Regions from separate parts of the Mus musculus genome. Here region 2 is linked to region 1. A link is a loop called in an ENCODE intact Hi-C map of the cell type or tissue named here. Cell type or tissue: gastrocnemius. All regions are shown on one strand.

The links. Peaks named below come from ENCODE experiments on the same cell type or tissue, not always from the same donor. Only the 100,000 strongest peaks of a DNase experiment are listed, where the experiment ranks them.
Region 2: it touches region 1 in a loop (5-fold over the local background); 18 of 42 quality-filtered maps call a loop at or near these places.

The regions. Positions count from the first base shown.
Region 1 is chr8:80,987,704-80,995,703 of GRCm38, forward strand. Usp38 (ubiquitin specific peptidase 38) reads right to left here. Exons shown (of 10, transcript NM_027554.2): 5 at 7,979-8,000; 6 at 5,493-5,686; 7 at 2,304-2,397. Among named protein-coding and RNA genes, the nearest start is that of Usp38, 23 kb to the right of the region's middle. In gastrocnemius, a CTCF peak has its summit at 4,443 (motif pointing left); a DNase peak (open chromatin) is centred at 4,446.
Region 2 is chr8:80,769,625-80,777,624 of GRCm38, forward strand. Gab1 (growth factor receptor bound protein 2-associated protein 1) reads right to left here. Exons shown (of 10, transcript NM_021356.2): 7 at 5,310-5,403; 8 at 4,926-5,049; 9 at 27-149. It also overlaps the pseudogene Gm7997. Among named protein-coding and RNA genes, the nearest start is that of Smarca5, 34 kb to the left of the region's middle. In gastrocnemius, a CTCF peak has its summit at 3,310; no DNase peak of the experiment used is centred here; H3K4me3 peaks cover 403 bases; H3K27ac peaks cover 1,944 bases.

The DNA.
Region 1 (8,000 bases):
GGGTACAAAGCAAAGGCAGAGGCAACTTTTTTTTTCCCCCCCCCGAGACAGGGTTTCTCTGTGTAGCTCTGGCTGTCTTGGAGCTTACTTTGTATACCAGGCTGGCCTTGAACTCAGAAATCCGCCTGCCTCTGCCTCCTGAGTGCTGGGATTAAAGGCGTGCGCCACCACGCCTGGCGCAGAGGCAACTTTTACATTAAGCAACCATTAGTCATAGCCATGGGACCTGCTCAGATGGAACCACCAAGTGGACACGGGTGACTACCACAGGACTCAGGTGTCTCTAACTCCTGCTATAGGGTCCCTGCTTTTATCCCTCTCTGACACACATGGCTTTGAGTCCCTAAATCTTTTTAAAAAAACGGAGTGTGAGAATGATGTTAATGAATGCAAATGATGTGTGTATTGTGTGTGCAATAGGAACCACACATATTTACTTTGCTGAAAATTTCTGTCATAAGTCATACATGTGGACTTATACATACACCTGCCTCAAGTGTGGATGGGAACATGCTGGTAAGGACTTTGATAATCTCTCATTCTCTTTATTTCTCTCTGCTTGCTTGCTTTCTTTACTTTCTGTTTTTTTTTTCTCCATGCCCCTTTCTTTCAGAAATTCAAAGGCAGTTGATAATGAACCTGGGTCATGCGTGCTCAAATCTTAGGTATTCTCACAAAACGAAAATGAACAGACATAAAAAAAGACCTGGTTAAACTGAAAATGTGGATTCTCTCTGTATTTGAAATATTTGTGGCATAAAGTGACAGTGCCTTTCTTGGTTCTCGAAAGCATGGAAACCTCCTGAAGGGTTTCTTTCCTAATATCTCTGATTTAGTAAATAAATAAAGTATACATATCTACACAGATGCACACACATGTTTATGTACGAAGTATAGAATAAAAATTAATTCAGTAAATTAGTAGAAAACAACAGGAGAGGGGAGAGAGGTTTTGGTGTTGTTTGGTTTTGGCTATGGTCTAACGCTGCTTTTGTAGTATTATGACTGGCTTGAGACTTGTGTCTGAGCCTCTTGCCCCCACCTCTGGAATACTGGCAATGCAGAAGTGTGCCACCACACCTGGCTCAGAGGCAGTTTTTATTCCCCTGGGTCCTGATGTTAATTTGTTAACATATTTCTCCAGGTGAATCATATCCTCTGAGTGTATCATCAACTCTAAGCCACTACAGTCATCTCAAACTTGCTCTCAATTCTTTCCATTTAAGAAATTTATTTCAGTTCTAAAGACTGTCATTTCCCGACCATGGTCAGACTGTGAGACAGTGGCAATTAGAGTGAACCAGAAAAATAATGATGTATGCTTTATGTGAGCAACATACCTACATTTATGTATGTTTGAGCCTTAGCTAGAAGTTCTTTGAGAGCAAGATCCCCGCTTGATTCTTACCAGACTATACACAGAACCTCTGAACATGTCTGTTCAATGAACTTAACTAAAGGACCTATAGACCCTGCCTCAAGTTGACTTTACTGAATTAATTTGTGGATATAAAAGAACACCACAAAGTTTTAAGTTCAAGAGCTTAAGAGATGAACAATGATCTATAAAGATATGTAAGTACAATAAAAGAATACCTAAAAGAAAATAAAGAAAAGCTGAGTGTGGTAGCGCACACCTTTAATCCCAACACCTGGGAGGCAGGGGCTGGCAAATCTCTGTGAGCTTGGTCTACAAATGGAGTTATAAGACAGCCAGGGCTACACAGAGAAACATTGTCTTGTAAAACAAAACCATTAACAAAAGGACTACAGAGAAAAAAGCCTAGACCATAATTATTTTGTGTTCACTATTATATCAATATATTCAGTCTCTGTAAACCAACAAAACAAAACAAAACAAAATCCCAGCCACAGTCCATTCTTTTCAGTCCTTTCTTTCATCCCTCCCCTCTTGTCTCTTTGAGATAGGAGCATGCTACATAGCCCAGACAGGCCCTGAACTCAGAGTCCTGCCTCAGTCTTTTGAATGCTGGAGTGACAGGTGTAGGACATTAAGCCTAGCTTTAAAGTTTTTTTCATGAAGGAAATTCTTTATTATCAGGAAAGTAGACTTGATGTGTAGCTGGTTAGCATGATAATCCTCTGCAGGGAAGGGAAGCAGGGAGAAGAGACAAGAGTTCTAGGTGTCCAGGCAGAGTCCCTGAGCACTTGCAAGTGGATCTTTATTTTGGACAAGACACATGACACACAATTCCACCAGTTAAAAAGACTCATGATGATATATAGTTTAAAGAACATGATCATGCAGTTAATATGTACATATTACACACATAAATACTCACTTGTGTATGAGCCAAAAAAGCAAAAAGATGTTGTAATTTTTTCATTAACGAATTACACCCATTTAGATTTAAAGATAATACTTGTCTTCTGAACCTGAAAAAGAATATAAAATAATATAATGTTATCTATACACTTACGCACTTTTTATAAAGAAGCTCAAAGGAAGCTAGTTTAAGAATGGTTATCCTCAGTGTTACCTGATGTGTAGGGCAGCCCCTTACTAACAGTTACTAGCACACTTTGTTGAGTACTCATATTCTCCCTCCACTTCCTGAGTGCTGGATCACAGGTGTATGCCACCACACCTGGCTTCTAGCATACTCCTTTTACTTCAAGTGCTTCTAGATGCTTGTAGGGTCCCCTGGAGCTGGAGTGGGCTGCCTGTCATGGGTGCTGGGAACCAAACTCCCAGCCTTCTCTCTGGCACCATGACTTCGCTTTTACATCTGTCTATGCTGATGTTTACCTATGTGTCTGTCTGTAGACTTATATCATAAAGATGGCGGGGTGACAATAAATGAATGGGCTCTTGTTACATGGCCTGGTATGGATGCTGTCATAGTTCTATTTTCTGGGTCAGCAAATATAAATTGGCTAAATATTAATTTAACTTATAAAAATCAACTTAAAGTTGATTATTTCAAAAGTAAAAAATATTCTTCCATCAAAACACATCATGAACTTAGGATGATTTTAAAAAGAGAAGGAGTATGGCTAGAGAGGTGGTCAGCAGTTAAGAGTACTGGCTGCTCTTGCACCCACAAGACACAAGTATCTGCTGTAACTCTAGTTTTAGTGGCTTGGACACCCTCTTGTGGCTTCTACAGCACCAGGCCCTAAAGTGGGGTACAGACACTCAGGAAAAACCTCAGCATAGACAAAGTAAAAACAAAGTCATCCTGCCATAGAGAAGGCTCGGAGTTTGGTTCCTAGCACCCATGTCACCCATGTCACAGCCACCTGTAACTCCAGTTCTAGGGGATCCTACAGCCTCAGTATGCTCTTGAATTTCTTTCTCTTTCTCAGAGATAAAAGGGGTGTGCTACAAGCCAGGTATGGTGGCATATGCCTGTAATCTGGGGTGAATCTGTAGTCTGCAATACTCAGAGCGCTGTGGCAGGAGGATCATGAATTTGAGGCTACTATGGTTAAGACCTAATTTTCCTAAAATAAGAAAACAGGAATAACATTTGCTAAATTGTGAAAAATCTAAGACTGATTGATTGAATCAAGTGCTGTCAGAGGTATAGGGTCACAGGTACAAGCATATATTGGTATAAAAGGTCAAATTTGGGTTAGGGAGATGGTCCCTGGGTAACCTCATGTCTCCAGCCCTCATGTGAAAGCTGGGCAAGGTGCTTCTCCTCTGTCACTCCAGGCTCCACGAGGAGCCATAAGGTCAAGAAGTGATTGAGGAAGCTATCCTGACATCAGCCTGTGCACTCTAAGCGCATCTACAAGGGTGAACATTCCGCACCTCTCCCCCGCCCCCCGTAGTGTTTTAAGGGAAAATAATTTGGCATAGCCTAGTCAAGGAAAGTCTCATCTGTGCATGGTTAGAGAAATGCTAACTATGAGCAAAACACTGATATTTACCAAAAATATAGGTAAGCAAATGTCAGGCTGGCAAGGTGGCTTGCTGGGAAAGGTGCCTGCCATGAGAGCCTGATGACCCGAGCTCTAGTCAGGAACCCGTGGCAAGGTGGAAGGAGAGAACGGACTACAGTTTTCTTCCAGCTTCTACACACACGTCATAGGATGCATGCGTGTCTCCACCCAGCACTAACAAACACATTTAAAGAAAAAAGATAAACACCATGTCAAGTGACTGACAAGAAAAATTTCAACAGGGCTCCTTCCAGATGTGTGTACACATACATTAATTATATGCAACTGTTTTGTATTAGATAACTATACAAAAAAGTTCTCAAACAATGCACATAGCGGATATGTTTGAGAATGTATGCATCTTGGTTTTTACAAGTTTGATTTTTTTAAACCAAGGAAAATAATTCATGTATTTCTTAAGAGATCTCCCTGTTTTGAGATAGCATTACTGGCTGCCACAACACTCTGTAGTTACAAGTGCTTAGGTCACTACTTTCCGTAAGATGACATAGCTAGCAAGGTGACCTCTGGTGGTGAGCTATGGACTCTTCAGTCTTACATTTAATACCACGTGTGTCTAAGAGTATCCCTTTGTCTTAAAACAAGTTGTCAAATACAAACTAAGCAACAAGAAAACTGAATGGAAGCCCAGGCACTTGGGTTTCATAGCCTGGGACAAACAACAAAACCCTAAAGCTGAGCCCACACCTAACAGTGTTTAAGTTCTAACAGCTTCCATCTTTGGGTCAGCTCAATTGGCACGATTTAAGGAAAAGTTGACAATTATTTTGTATCTTCAAGGACAATTTTTTTTGGGGGGGGAGGGGAGACACGACAGAGCCTCATGTAGTCTTCGCTAGCCTTACACACATCATGTAGACACGAATCACCATAAAGGTCTTTCTGCTTTATCCCAAGTGCTGAGATTACAGATGCGCAACAGCAAGCCTGGCTTTATGAGGTGCTGGGGTCATGCACAGGCAGGCGCTGCACTAGCAGCAGGCACCCTAGCAGATGTGTCTCCAGCACAAGGATGTCACTCAGCTAAGGACTGATTTCAGGTTTGTTGCATTCAAAAGAAAAGGGGCTTGAAAGAAAATTCACAGGAATGCCTATCTGTTCAGGAACCAACATCTTGGCATGGAATCAAAGCTTAGGTTTCCTAAAAGCAAAAAAAAAATTATGATATATGAATTAAAAAAAAATACAGTAGGACAGTAGAGGCAAGGAAACAGGGTAAAACACACCAGTCATCAGTAGTGTAGGGCACATAAACTTTTTGGAGTAGGCTCAGCCAATCCCTTTGGTTACATTACAAAAACATCAAGTCATACTGATTACAAATCAAACAGTGGCATTGTAAGTACAATGTACAAGCTAATTCGTCAGAATCAGAAACGCTGGCATTTCACTGTTCCTAGGCATTAAGAGCAGTTTCATTTTTAACTGAGGCAAGTGATGGCACTGTGAACACTTACGCTGCTTACACGGGAGCAGGGACGATTCTCTCCTCCTCCCATCTCCTCAGCACCTACTCACTCACTTCTACTTCAAATCAGAAAGTTCACATTTAAACTTACTCTGTAGCCATAAACAATGCTTGTAAAACACTGTTCATGTAACACGTGTTTCCCAGGTTAATAAGACCAGTTTTTCCAGTTTCAGATTTTCCAGAAAGTCTAGACAAGCAAGATGCCAAAGCATTGGATTGAGAAGTCCAGGCGCTTTGATTGAGAATCAGCTTAATCTTTTCTTCACTGGGCTTAGGAAAGTCCTAGATCATAAAGAAAAGAAAGTTTAAAAAGTAAAGAGAAAACTATTTTTTTATTTAAACAACTCAACACCACAATGTGGGACTTCCCTACTGACATTTGAGCTGTCTTTGCTCTCACTCATTCTGTACATGACAGAGAACATACAGTCAGCCTTTAAAACATCACACTACAGGGGAGAGCTAATTTTAATGGTTGACTTTATTGAAAAACAAGGAGGTCATTTTGGGTATGTACGTGAGGTTGTCTCTAGAGAGGGTTAAGTAGAAGTAGACTCACCCTGAATGTGGGCTGTCTGTCCTTCTCTGCTCAGGGATGGACAACTCTCATTACAGCTGAGAGCTGCTCCTGTTACCATGACTCGATACAGTGATGGAAAAGGCCCTTGGATTGTAAGCCACAGGAACCCTTCCTCTGAGTCACTTATCACAGCATCCACAAAATAGCCATGGGGACAAATGCCTTCCAGAATCTTGTTAAGAGATTTAAAATTTTTGAGGCAAAAATCTCAATAGCCTAAGCTGGCCAGGAACTCACAGTAATTCTCCTGCCCCAGTATCCCAAGTGCTGAGATCACAGGCACAAAATATCATGCTTGTCTTAAAATACTTTAAAAGCCAATGGAACAATGAGTTCAAGTTGCATGTCAATTACTTGTATTCAAATTCTATGATGAAAACAGAGCATGACTCTGGTGTACCCAGTACCAGCCCTTAGAAATGGCAGCCTACAGTCAGGACGAAAAGGGAATACATAATGATCCGACTGTGAAAAGTCAAACTCAATCTCATGGTTGCCATCTAGAAAATTACTACTACACACAGTCCTCTTACGTAGTAAAGCAGGAAATAAGGAAATAAAAATCTAAGTGCAAATGATTTCACGCCCCAGCAGAACAATGGGCAATAAGAGATGCTGGAAAAATCATTTATGCTTAAATGATTAGCTTTTCTAGACCAAGTGTGGTGGTTTGAAAGAAAATGCCACCCCTACTCCCTTGGACCATAGGGAGGGGGACTATTAGGTGTGGCCTTGTTGGAATAGACGTGGCTTTGGAGGTATGTCACTAGAGGTAGGCTCTGAAGTCTCATGCTCAAGACAGGGCTCTTCCTGCTGCCTGCTGATCCAGATGTAGAACTCCCAGCTCCTTTTCCAGCACTATGTCTACCTGTATGCAGCCCTGTTTTCCACCAGGATGATAATGAACTAGACCTCTGAACTGTATGCCATTCCCAATTAAATATTTTCCTTTAGGATAGTTGCTGTAGCCATGGTATCTCTTCACAGCAACAGAACCCTAGGTCACCAAGGTCGCCATCTACTGTTTACCCCACAGAGGACTGACACTTTGAGATGGCATTTTCAGCTGCTTTTATCTTGTTTGTTTTTGCTGCTGACAGCTACTTGAAAATACTTTCCTTGGGCTAAGAAGTAAGCCCTTTGTTTCTGAGTACTGGAAGACAGAAGAATGTCAGTCAATAGACATGGCAGCAATGAGGGAAGGCAGTAACAATCTCTCAAGTCCATAGCAAATGCTTCTGTGTACCGTTTACTTCTGAAAGGGCAGTGTCATACCAGCTACACACAGGCCTAACTGCCTTGTGACCCAGGCCTAGTTCTTAGTTTCAGTTAGCTGAACAGATGCAAAAACAGCTTGTCCTTAATTTATCTTATATACATTAGTAAGGCAATGAGGCCTATATATTGTATTTGCTATATTAATATCATGATTAGAATTGATATCTAGTAACTTCTGACTAAGCCTGAGTTTAGCTCTCCAAGTTCTTGGCTAGGCTCTGAATTTGCAGTCATCCACTCCTCAACACAGATTCACCACCTTTTTAGAACCTATCTTTTATAAACTTGAAAATCAGGTAACATAATTTAAATAGAATTTCTAAAAAATATAGACATCCATAAAGTGTACACACAGAACAATCAAAACAGGAGGGAATTGAGCATTGCCTTGCTTCTAAGAAGATGGACTAATTGTTGCCCATGTCTGACACTGAAGCAGAACTGATGTCTGCATGCATCTAGTGCAGAATTCCCTCACCAACCAATTTCTTTAACAGCTCATAAATTTAAAGTGACACCTTTTACTTGATGACACAACATAATTAAGAAATGTGGTTATTGATCTAGCATGGCGATAGCAAATAAGAGATTATGCCCTGACATTAATGAAACTACCACCTTAAAAACAGCTCATTACAGTAAAGGAATACATTTTACCAAATTTGTTCCTTATATCATATGTCGCTCACCAAGTCTGGTACAAAAAGCCATCATACCTTTACTGCCTCCAGAATAGGC
Region 2 (8,000 bases), 220 kb before region 1:
TATCTAGAGAACACGGGCTCACTTACCTTCCGTGGTGGCGTGGACTTCCCAGAATCTAGGTCTAAATCCAGGTATTCGACTTGTTTGTCTCCTTTGGGTTTATTCATCGGGCTGCTTCCCCCATCAAGGCTGTTGCTGGCAAAGAGATTCTGAAAACAGAACAGCGAACAGTGGGCAGACACTCAGGAGATGCCCTCTTCTCCCACCCTCTCTTGTTCCCCCTGGGGGATGGGGAGGGTCACTACCTTGTTCAAAAATGGTCTTGAACTCCTGGGCTCTGAAGTTAAATTTAGTTAAACTAATACTCAGCCTGAGTGCTGTAGCCACTGGTAACTGTCCCTTACTCAAGTAAATAACTTTACTCATGTTTGCACAGGTAAGTAACCCTTCGCAGAAACAAACTGCGAGGCTCTGAAAGAAAATGGTCCCCCCATTGGCACATTGAGAGTGGCGCCATTAGGAGGTGAGGCCTTGTTGGAATGGGTGTGTCACTTGAGGTCTCTTTCAGGTCTCAGAAGCTCAAGTCTGCCTCCGGCTCAGACATTCACTTCTGTTGCCTGCCCTCTCAGAAGCAGAATGCTCAGCTCCTTCTCAGGCACCAGGCCTTCCTGGATGCTGCCATGCTTCCCACCAAGGTGATAATGGATTGAACCTCTGAACTATAAACCAGCCCCAATGGAATGTTTTCCTTTATATGAGTTGCCGTGGTCATGGTGTCTCTTCAGAGCAATAGAAACCCTAACCAAGATGCACACACACACACACACACACACACACACACACACACACACACACTCAGAATTATGTAAAGAGTAATAATAAAAAAAAGTCTTAGACATCAAGTCACAGACAGCTGCAAAAGCTCTCATTCTTAAAACCATGCAGGTCTGGGTGTGAAAGCGCACTTGTAATTCCGATATCCGGAAGCCGATGATGAAGGAGAATTACAAGTTCAAGACTGTCCTAGGCTGGTGCTGGAGCCACTGTCGCTGAGCCCAGGCCACGCTGCTGCTTGCCCATCACCCCCCATCGTGCTCTAGCGGTCTCAAAAGATTCAAAGTCCAAGATGGCAACCCTCAAAGACCAGCTGACTGTGGATCTTAAGGAAGAACAGGTCCCCCAGAACAAGATTAGAGTTGTTGGGGTTGGTGCTGTTGGCATGGCTTGTGCCATCCGTATCTTAATGAAGGACTTGGCGGATGTCATGGAAGACAAGCTAAAGGGAGAGATGATGGATCTCCAGCGTGGCAACCTCTTCCTTAAAACACCAAAAACGGTCTCCAGCAAAGACAACTGTGTGACTGCAAACTCCAAGCTGGTCATCACAGCAGGGGCCGTCAGCAAGAAGGAGAGAGCTGACTTAATCTGGTCCAGCGAAACGTGAACATCTTCAAGTTCATCCTTCCCAACATTGTCAAGTACAGTCCACACTGCACGCTGCTGATTGTCTCAAATCCTTTGGATATTTTGACCTAAGTGGCTCGGAAAATCAGTGGCTGTCTCAAAAGTCGAGTTATTGGAAGTGGTTGCCATCTGGGTTCAGTTCGGTTCCGTTACCTGATGGGAGAAAGGCTGGGGGTTCACCCTCTGAGCTGTCACAGCTGGGTCCTGGGAGAACATGGCAACTCCAGTGTCCCTGTGTGGAGTGGTGTGAACGTTGCTGGCGTCTCCCTGAAGTCTCTGAACCCAGAACTGGGCACTGATACAGACTGTTTTAAGGAGCAGTGGAAGGAGGCTCAAAAGCAGGTGGTGGACAGTGCATATACGACGATCAAGCTGAGAGGTTACACATCCTGGACCATTGGCCTCTCTGTGGCAGACTTGGCCAAGAGCATAACGAAGAACCTTAGGCGGGTGCATCCCATTTCCACCATGATTAAAGGTCTCTATGGAATCAATGATGACGTTTTCCTCAGTGTCCCAAGTATCTTGGGACAAAATGGAATCTCAGATGTTGTGAAGGTGACATTGACTCCTGAGGAAGAGACCCGCCTGAAGAAGAGTGCAGACACCCTCTGGGGAATCGAGAAGGAGCTGCAGTTCTAAAGTCTTCCCAGTGTCCTCGCACTTCACTGTCCAGGCTGCAGCAGGGATTCTATGGAGACCACACCCTTCTCATCTGAGCTGTGGTTAGTACAATGATGTTGAGGTGGTGTGGGGAAACATCTCAGTTCCCACAGCTCTGCCCTGCTGCCAAGTGGTACTTGTGTAGTGGTAACCTGGTTAGTGTGACAGTCCCACTGTCTCCGAGACACACTGCCAACTGTGCAGGCTTTGATTACCCTGCGAGCCTTCTGCATTGCTGCCCTGTGCACCCTCACCAAGCATGCCTAGGCCAACGAGTTCCCAGTTAGTCATAACCTGGCTCCAGTGTGTACGTCCATTATGTATAACTTTGCATAAATATTCTACAGGATATTTTATGTATTATATGTGTCTGTAGTGTGCACTGCAATATTATGTGAAATGTAAGATCTGCATATGGGTGATGGAACCAACCACTTAAATGTCATGCCAATGAAAACACCAAATAAACCTTGAACAGTGAAAAAGGACTGTCCTAGGTTAACAACTGCAACTTCATATCTCAAAACAAAGCAAAACAAAAGAAAACCATATATGTATGTACCCAGTTACATTATTATAGTGAAGGATCCTCATATTTCTTGCTTTCAAAGGGAGGGGAGGGGAAAGAATATGACATATATATATATATATATATATATATATATATATATATATATATATATATATGTATGTATGTATTTCTTTGGTTTTTTCGAGACAGGGTTTCTCTGTGTAGCCCTGGCTGTCCTGGAACTCACTCTGTAGACCAGGCTGGCCTCGAACTCAGAAATCCACCTGCCTCTGCCTCCCAAGTTTTGGGTTCAAACATGTGTGCCACCACTGCCCGGCCAAAACATATTGCATTAAAAATTTAATAAAGGGTCTGGAGAGATGGCTCAGTGGTTAAGAGCACTGACTGTTTTTCTGAAGGTCCTGAGTTCAAATCCCAGCAACCACATGGTGGCTCACAACCATCCATAATGAAATCTGATACCAGCTACAGTGTACTTACATACAATAATAAATAAATCTTAAAAAAATTAATAAAGAATTAAAGATCCACATTTAACTTTTAGGTATTTAGAGAAGAATGAATTTGGAGTACATTAACTAAAGGATGTGGATCATGACTGCGGTCCTTCCAGTAACTTTTCTGTTTTCTCTTAGTCTGATGCCATTCTTCCTCTAAGAAGCATATGATAAAACTCTCTAGAATCATGTAGCACAACCAGGAAGATAGAGGGCAGCACTAACAAGTAAGAACAAACAAGCTTGATGTAGAGAAACAGAAACAGACTTTGGCAAGAACTTTCAGACCAATGGCGCAGCTCACAAGAATTCAGGAACATCTGGATGCCCAGTTAAAATGGCTGGCACCCCTCGCCCCTTTCCTAGGTTATGAGAAAGGAACCCTGAAATGTGCAATAACAATCTTTTTGTCCTCTGAAGGACACCATCTTTCACTCTCAGCTTGGGGTGAGGGTAACACTTTGTGTCTAAAGGTGACAACTGCAAACACACCCATGCCCTACCTTGCGCTGGCTGGGACAATTTTTACAATATTATAAAGTCATAAAAGCAAGGCATAAATCCCTAGGACCTGGCACAGTCAACTGCAGCCAGCTGTTCCCCAAGAGAATCTGTCAGCATTTCTCACTGAACTCTGTCTAATTATCAGCAGAACTGGACTTCTTTTTCATCTTAAAGTAGGGCTGAAACCCAGCTGTTAGACTCTACAGTAGCCTGTCACCCAGTGTTTTCCACACAGTTTTTAGAGAAACTTTTAAGATTCAGAGACTGTTCTAGATATTCTGTATATCAAGGAAAAAAACAAACAATAGTGCTAGGTTTTCTAAAATTCTTACATATAGAAAACTGAGTGATGCTTCTGTTATTCCCTAGGGACAGTTATGGCAGAAGTGCTGGACCATGGCTAAAATTTAGGCCATCTAGTTAGAGTTCACTTGGTGGACGTGTGACTTGACCTTTACACACAAATCAGATGTGGTAATGAGTCTGTCCTAGCTTTTCTAAGACTATTAATTTTGTTTACACTGATTTAATAAGTCCAAGAGCATGTTAGCCCTGTGAACTTCCATGGCATTCCATCAACACACCGTGTTCCAAGAGTGAAGAGCTCTGATGAAGCTTGCTTGACAATCTAATGCAGGGCTGGGAGGGTCAGAGTCGTGGTGGCACGGGAAGCTGCAGAGGGGACAGTTGACTTTTCAGCTGTACCTGGCACACAGCAGACGTTACCCGATGCCCTGGGTAGAGGTGCTGCAGTGAACCATCTGCAGTGTACTGGAAGCTGAACTCCAGTAAGAGCAGCACGTGCTCTCTGGCCCCAGTGTCGGCCAGTTTGCTTATGTGGAATTTTGAAAATTTATCACCTCATATTTCTTTGAACATATCATATCAAGCAAGCTCCTTGTCTCACTTCACTATAGGTCATAAGGCCAATAGCTTTGCTGTGCCACTAGCCACAACCATGTGTCACCACTGGCCCAAAGTGACAACACTGAGCAATCACAGACACTCCTAACACTCCAAGTCACGGACACCTTCTCTGTCTTTATAAGTTGATTGCCTCGGGAACTTGCTACAAGCTACAGAAAGCTGTAATGAAAACCTTCATGTTTTCACTGATTTCCAACTGTACAAACAGAACAGTTTGATCCCAGCTGGTCTGAGACTTTGACAGTACGTAAGAAAGCATCACTTAAAAATTATTTCATTGTTTTTTCAAGGATAGGAAGAAAGACGGGAGGGTAAATGTGTACAGATAGAACACTTTAAGCTGAACTCGCTTCAAAGGGCAGCTCAGGTAGAGAAATGAACACGAGGCCTGCACATACCGGGTCTTCGCCAGACAGATTTGGATTCATGGGGACATAGTTCTCTTCACTGTCATGAGAGTCGCTGCTCGATGTCGTACTGTGCACAGAATCAGGCCGAGGGGACATGGGAAACCTAGAGGAGCTAGAGAAAGTGACATCATGAACCTAACGGAACAGGTGTCAAATCACCCCACATACCCACCCATATAAAAGCAATCTCCAACATGCTCTTTCTGCAATGGTCATTAGTTTACAGTTACATATCGGGCATTTTTATTATGACAAATGAAGATACTCTTGACTTTGGGCTTTCTCTAGATTCTTTTTCAACCCATCTCTCTTGAAATAAACAATTTTCATTGTCTTGCCACTCCAACTGTGCGTTTTCAGTAGAACACTTACTCCCGAGCGAAGCTCCTGGTGATGGGAGATCTGACTGGGGCTTGCAGCTCTTCCCATTCTGACAGAGGTTTTATGTCTAAAGGTGCCGGCTTGACTGCAAAGAAAGGGAGGGACGGTGTGAGTGGACAGAACTTCACAAAATAAACAAGGCCCCCTCAATGCTGCAATTCACACTTGGTAGGCAGACATCGTCTTACACAGAGTCTAACGCTCAGCAACGAAAGGTCTAACCTCTACTACTGCTCCTACTATATATGGCTTCAACACAACGATACTGCTTGACTCAGCTCAAGGTCTAACCTCTACCTGTAAATATAAATTAAACGACAACGTAAAGTATGCCCCTTTAAAGCTCCTCTGGGCACTGCTCGCATTAATGAATTGTTTTATGAATCTCATCTTCATCTGTGTCAGACATGGTCCCCACTATTGAAGCCTCAGTATAGTTTTTCATATGTAAAATGATGTGTAGAAAGCACTAAAATCGTTGCTACACCCCAAACCAAAAGAATCATAAAAAACAACAAAACAAAACCTCCTAGGTTTTCTTACTTTGGGTTCAAAAATATGTAATCATAATCAACTATCTTATCAACAGCACAGGGGCACAAAGTTCTCGTTTCAAAGCTGCAGATCACATAGGCTCACAGCTCAAGCAGAGTAAAGATAGAGTTAGAAATCTTGAGTTAAGAGCTTTCCCATCTGTATCCTTAAAACAGACACATACAGCATCCTGGGCTGAAGAAAGGGGACTTTTCTTCATGTTCCCTTTTTAAAAACAAACAAACAAACAAACAAAACAAAAACTTAAAAAGGTGAATAAGAGTTTAGCTGTCATTTTCTAAGCCATGCCATAGTAAAAACACTGAAATTATTTCTTATTCTATTTCACAACAGAAAACAACATATACATATACAAAGACAGGAGACAACCTGGGCTCACAGCAGCCCAGAAGCAGAAGGGAAACAATGAGTTACTGCCTGGAAAGGTAAGGAGGATGGAGGGAGGGAGCCAAGCCTGACTGAGGGCACACACTATCAGATAATCCCCGTGCAGTGAGGACGCAGGCCTGCTGCGCACCTCCATCTCCAGATGTGCTCTCTTATAACTATCACACAGGGACGGCTGGCAATAGCAGCCCTACATAAGCTCTCCTTCTTTTTATCTGAAGAAAAAAAAAAACCATAAAAATAAATAAAATCCCAGTGCCCCACATAGGTACATACCCTTTCTTCTTGTAGCAAAGTCACCTATGGTTTGTGAATCAGTTCGCTCTAAACCATGGGGTTTGGGTCTTAAAATTTTAGGACTCTGACCTAATTGGTAAAAAGAAGACTCTCTTATTAAAAATGTTATTTTTAAATTGGAAAATGGATTCTGTTACACAAACAAACAATAAAAGAAACAGAGTCGTGTGCAGAAATGTGACATATTAAAAGCATAAACAAAAACTTGTTAGCGAAAGACATCCAGTCTCGCTAGACACAATTCATGCTCAGTGCACCAGAATGCAGGGAATGGCATGCTACAGCGTCACAGGCACAGGGGACGAGAGAGGGCTGGCTAAAGGGACAAGCAGCTGCTTGCTTTTCCTTCCTTGAGGAAAGGAAGGAAGCACATGGGCCATGTTAGTGTGTCTTCTAACATGTCAGACAACAAGACAATGGGAAAGGCAGAATGGGAGGGGCAGGTGAGGCGTCCCCTGGCTCTAACATGGTCCTGCAGGGAAGCCAGGTGGCTTGTCCTCCGGAGCTCAGTTCCGAGTTCTCCAGGTCAGCCTCTGACCTTAGACCTCAGTGGTCACACACTGAGTCAGTCAAACCAGGGCGAGCAGAAAGAGGCTTCTTAGCGCGTCTGTTCTTAGATGTGAAGCTGCTGCTGCTGCTGCTGCTGCTGCTCTGTGGACACGGCTGTGGCTGGGACGTGACCCGTGGGAACACCACAGAGCACTGGCACATGGAGTGTCTAGTACACAACCATCACAAACTGTTCCTGGGGTTATCAGTTTGCAAATTGCCTCTCCCACAAACTTTTTCAGAAGGGCCCACAATGGCTTCACATCCCTCCTGATTTTTTCTCCTTAGTATTCTCCAAATCTTTTGTTTGTTTGTTTGTTTGTTTGTTGAGACAGGGTCTCCCTACACAGGCCTGGCTGGCCTGAGACTCAAAGATCTTCCTGCCTCTGCCTCCTCAGTGCCAGAGTTAATTAAAGCAGTGAGCCACTATGTCGGGCTGTAGTCACCAAATTTTATCTTTATGTTTGGTGTTAAGTAATGGCTGCTCTCTTGGTGTGGTTTCTCACATTTCTTTAGCTTCATATTCCTGCCTGCAATTGCTGTCCAGTGCTTAATGAACCACATGTCCAAACCAGCTGCACTACTAGCAGGGTCAGCCCAGGGGGCCTGAGGTTCAATCCTCAGGGTGGTATAGGAAGAGCCCGGCTCCTCTGCGCAGTTGCATCTAGTCTGAACATGTCAATGAAGAAAGAACTTTTAACTGAGAGTAAAATAGAAGGAGCAGGTTATCTGGGGAGACGAGAGCCTTTGAGCACAGCCCTGACAACTCCCGTGCACAATGACCTCATCTACGAGAAACCGTGAAGCTTGCTGGGTAGGAGGGGCACAGCTTTTGATCTCAGCACTTGGGAGGCAGAGGCAGGTGGATCTCTGAGTGTGAAGCCGGACTCTCTA